Regions from separate parts of the Homo sapiens genome. Here region 2 is linked to region 1. A link is an interaction called in ENCODE POLR2A ChIA-PET data of the cell type or tissue named here. Cell type or tissue: A673. All regions are shown on one strand.

The links. Peaks named below come from ENCODE experiments on the same cell type or tissue, not always from the same donor. Only the 100,000 strongest peaks of a DNase experiment are listed, where the experiment ranks them.
Region 2: POLR2A ChIA-PET joins it to region 1 with 5 read pairs; 5 of 35 experiments call an interaction of 5 or more read pairs at or near these places.

The regions. Positions count from the first base shown.
Region 1 is chr22:30,875,675-30,878,174 of GRCh38, reverse strand. The region is part of intron 3 of OSBP2 (oxysterol binding protein 2); the gene reads right to left. LOC105372994 (a long non-coding RNA gene) reads left to right here and starts at 800. Exons shown (of 3, transcript XR_007068062.1): 1 at 800-1,180. RefSeq lists an enhancer at 1-495. In A673, no CTCF peak of the experiment used is centred here; a DNase peak (open chromatin) is centred at 1,034.
Region 2 is chr22:30,776,027-30,778,526 of GRCh38, reverse strand. The region is part of intron 2 of OSBP2 (oxysterol binding protein 2); the gene reads right to left. Among named protein-coding and RNA genes, the nearest start is that of MIR3200, 46 kb to the right of the region's middle. In A673, no CTCF peak of the experiment used is centred here; no DNase peak of the experiment used is centred here.

The DNA of each region.
Region 1 (2,500 bases):
AAGTGGAAGCAGAACACTGTCAGCACAAGGTCCCTTGTGACTGGCCTCCTCTTCACTCCAACCTCCCCTCCTGTGGCTCCCAGTGCGCACTCCAGGGTGCCTGGCACCTGTGCCCCTGCTTAGCCCCCAGCCTGTCTGCACCTGTGGCCTTTCACCCCATCCCACCTCACTGGCTCTTTCCCCTAAAGGTCCTTTTGCCGCTGACATCCCATATCACCTATGTGGTTACAGCTCCCACAGGAGGGTGCGGGGCCCACAAGGCTGGGGCTGTGTTCACCCTCACAGCTCAAGGTTCCCAAGTGCCACAGGGGGTCATGTGGTCAGAAGGACCATGTCCTAGGCCCAGCATGAGTGACCAACTATGAGGAGCCTTCCAAGTTCAGGAATGGGGGTCGAGTCAGGTGCAGTCTGTCTTGCCTGGGCCCCGCCTGCAGGGACTGGAGGGACAGCAGCAGGAACAAGCCCACAGGCTGCTAAGAAGCAGGATGGAGCCCAGCTGCCAGCCCACCTAGGGGGCTCAGGACTGCAGGGGAGAGCACGCCCCAGCCTTGCTCTGCTGCCCTGGCCTGCAGACGGAACCTGCTCCCGCAGCTTTTTCACTTTATGGATGCTAACACTCCAAGCCTGAGCTTGTAATATGTACGAACTCAATCATTCTCCACCTTAAGCCAAGTGACAGAGGCAGTGCCACTGTACAAGGTATACCCTGGTGCTCAGGGAGGACGCTGCTATGAGGGAGAATGTCCCCACCTCATGCCTGGCCGAGCACCTGTGGGCAGGCACGTTATGGTTCAAGACTCATTCTAAAAACCAAAGTCATTTAATAGTCCTACGGGGTTTCTCTTAAATGGCAGGAGAATTCACAGTTACCCAAAACAGTAATTCAAGCACGGATCTGCTAGGCTAGCTTTTATCAGAGTCAAAAAAAATTACCCACTAGGGAATTTTGCCAGACACTAAGCGATTCATTCATTTGCTCCTGTGATTTTTCACAATATTCTCCCCACCCCTCCTCTCTCTCTCTCATTTGCTGAGGCTCCCATGTGCTGGGCTCTGAGCCAGGCATAGAGGCTACAGGGCTACGGGGATTGTGAGAGATACTGCGTCCTGCCCTTGCAGGAAGGACAGGGTGAAGATGCTGCAGTGGAAAGATCTCTGAGACTCTGCAGGCCTGCAGAAGGTGGGTGGCCAGTGGTGCCAGGACAGGGATGCAGGGTGAGGGTAGACAGGGGAGGTGTTCCTGACCTCCTGACCCTGATCAAGGGGAGGGTCAGGTTTATTTCTCTACCATAATGCAGCAGTGTAGTGGGCTCTGGAATCAGGAAGGTATGGGCTTGTATCCTTTTCAGCTGGGATCCTGAGCCCCTCAGCCTTGGTCTCCCTATGCGTAAGCCTGCAGAGTAGGGGCAGGGGAGGTGCATGCAGAATGTCTGGCATGCCACGCAATGCATGGAACACTCATCCCCTTTCCCATCCTGGCTCCCCACTGGCAGGGCCTGTCCCAGCCCCTCATAGCCCAGTCCTTAGGAGCTGGGGCATGGGTGTTGGGGGAACTGCCACCAGGGCAGGAAGACGCAACCAGGGACAGGTGGCCTGTGGGGAACGGGTCGGGAGAGGCTGCTGGGCCCACCAGAGATGCTCAGGAATCGTGTGAACCCCATACCCTGTTTCTCTCTCATGGCTGAAAGCCAAGAGCCAAGCTGATCTCTCCAGGTTCCCTGAGGGGGACGGCAAGGAGTCTGCTCTCCTTTCCAGGGCAGTGGGGCGGTGAGGCCACCACCCACACAGTTGACAAGCCTTGCCCAATGACCAAGTCCTGCCCACGGGCCCACCATGACTGGAGAACTGTCCAGAGGCCCAGGAAGGATAACTGGGTGGGCAGGTGGGAATAACAGAGGAGGGGGGCTTCAGAGCCAAACCGGTGCAGGTCCCCATCCTGGCCAGAGCAGAAAGACCTGCGCACGATGACAGCCCAGAAGGGAAAATAGTAATATTTTCCTTCTCTGCCTGGGAGAAAGCCTACTTCCCATTCTGTGTCTGCTGCCTCGGCCCTCTGTAGGCCCAGCCAAGGCTTGCCCTGGCTTTCCCGCTGGGCTGTGGTCAGCTGGACAGGAATCTGCCTCTCCGCCAACTGGGAACCTTCCCGGGCTCTTCCCTAAACTTGGCCTTCAAAAGTGGGCATGTGAGCTGGCGGCCCTGGGTCATCTTAGAACAGGTCACACTGATGAGCACATGCCTGGCAGCCTGTCACTTTAAGAGTTTGCTGGATTGCCTGTTCCCTGCGAGTCCCTGCCTGGCACAGGCCTGGGCAGGGATCAGGAGGCAGCTGCTAAGGTCTGATGTCAAATGCCCATCAGGCAGGGCTTTCCTAGCTGTGTGATGAGAGAGGGGTTGCCCTGAGTTCATGACGGGGCTGCTGACTTACTCAGATGCTGACCCCAGAGGGTCCTTCCAAGGCCCACAAAGTACACCCTCTGAGTCCGGCTAGAAAGAACCCTGC
Region 2 (2,500 bases), 100 kb after region 1:
TAACAGGCCATAACCGCAGGCTGCTCAAGTGTCCAACCACTGGACGGCAGGATAAGAAAACTGGGGCCAGGCTCTCCACAGAGCAGAAGCAAAAGCAGAAAGTGACAACAAAAACTGAAGAGCAGCCAGCATGCTGATGCTGGAATGCCCAGGGAAAGGAGAACACGGTGGTGGCCACAGCGCTGTCAGTGGGTGTGTGTGTGTGTGTGTGTGTGTGTGTGTGCACATGCACACGGGCAGTATGAGCAGGTCCCAAAGAAACAGCAATGGCTAGGATCATGGCATTGTTTTTATTTCACCATGGCCTGGCCAACATGTTGAAACCCCATCTCTACTAAAAAAAAAAAAAAAAAAAAGGGCAAAAATTAGCCGGGCATGCTGGTGCATGCCTGTGGTCCCAGCTACTTGGGAGGTTGAGGCACAAGAATCTCTTGAACCCGGGAGGCAGAGTTGCAGTGAACCGAGATTGCACCACTGCACTCTAGCCTGGGTGACAGAGTGAAACTCTGTCTCAAATAAATAAATAAATAAAATAAGCTCCTTTAATGTCACTATAACATTTTTAATAGCATAGAAAATCAAGTTGAAGTGAATAGTGGAGGATCATTTTTTTCACCAATTCCTTCTTCCTCCCTCTCCTCCAAAAGACAGAGCATCGATTTCCTCCCACTGGCTTCCTGGGCTTCCAGACTGATGAGCACGTGTGTGAACCAGCCCAGCTTCACTAATAGGGCTTTCTGTCTGCCTATTCTCCCCAGCTGCTGCCATCACTCTCCCTGACTGCTCCTGGCCCTCCCTTAGCAGGAGGGCTGCATGCGCTGTCACTGTGGGCACTATGGCATTTTTCTCCAGCATCTGGTTATCAAGCAATGGCCTTGAGCTGCTACTGCATCTGGGAGACCCTCAGTCCAGTGTGACCAGGCATTTCTTTACAGATGGAAGAGTAGTTGTATTAGTCCATTTTCACACTGCTGATAAAGACATATCCAAGACTGGGAGACTTACAAAAGAAAGAGGTTCAATGGACTTACAGCTCCACGTGGCTGGGGAGATCTCACAATCATGGTGGAAGGTAAAAGGCACGTCTCACATGGCAGCAGACAAGAGAAGATAACTTGTGCAGGGAAACACCCCTTTTTAAAAACCATCAGATCTCGTGATACTTATTCACCATCATGAGAACAGAACAGGAAAGACCCGTTCCCATGATTCAACCACTTCCCACCGGGTCCCTCCCACAACATGTGGGAATTCAAGATGAGATCTGAGTGGGGACACAGCCAAACCATATCATCCCACCCCTGGCCCCTCCCAAATCTCATGTCCTCACATTTCAAAACCAATCGAGCCTTCCCAACAGTCCCCCAAAGTCTTAATTCATTTCAGCATTAACTCAAAAGTCCACAGTCCAAAGTCTCATCTGAGACAAGGCAAGTCCCTTCTGCTTATAAGCCTGTAAAATCCAAAGCAAATTAGTTACTTCCTAGATACAATGGGGGTGCAGGCATTGGGTAAATACAGCCATTCCAAATGGGAGAAATTGGCTAAAACAAAGAGGCCACAGGCCCTATACAAGTCAAATCCAGTGGGGCAGTCAGATCTTAAAGCTCCAAAATGATCTCCTTTGACTCCAGGTCTCACATCCAGGTCACGCTGATGCAAGAGGTGGGTTCCCATGGTCTTAGGCAGTAGTGGTACTTTTACTTGAGCTAGGGGAAAGGATTAACGTGAATATTTCCAGGAAGTATCTTCCCTTAACTAAGCCATGCATTTTCTGCCAAGGGGAGTGTAAACTGGAACAACATTGATGGAGGATAACTCAGCAACAGTATCAAAATGTGAAGCATGCACTTGACCCAGCCATCCCTTTTCTAAGAATTTACCCTTAGGAAATAATCACACCAGTTCCAAAAAAAGAAAAGGAAAAAAAAAAAAGTGAGCACAGAAATGCTTGTCCCAGTGCCTTCTGTTGATAGTAGAGAAATATTGCCAACAACCAGAATGCAACTGAATGAACTGGCAAACATTTTCAAAAATGTTTCAGCGAAGTACACTGTATCTATTTAATGAAATATCATGCACCATTAACAGTGATATTTATTAGGCCAGGTGCAGTACTCACACCTATAATCCCAGCATGTTGGGAGGCAGGGGCGGGCAGATCGATTGACCTCAGGAGTTGGAGACCAGCCTGGGCAACATGGTGAAATCCCATCTCCACTAAAAATAAAAAATTAGCCAGGCATGGTGGCATGCACCTGTGGTCCCAGCTACTTTGGAGGCTGAAGTGGGAGGATTGCTTGAGCCCAGAAGGTGGAGGTTGCAGTGAGCTGAGAACACATCACTGCACTCCAGTCTGGGTGACAGAGTGAGACCCTGTCTCAAGAAAAGAAAAATAAAAAAAAAAAAAAGAAAAGAAAAAGAAAAATGAGTCTGGGCACAGTGGCTCACCCCTGTAATCCTAACACTTTGGGAGGCTGAAGTGGGAAGATCACTAGAG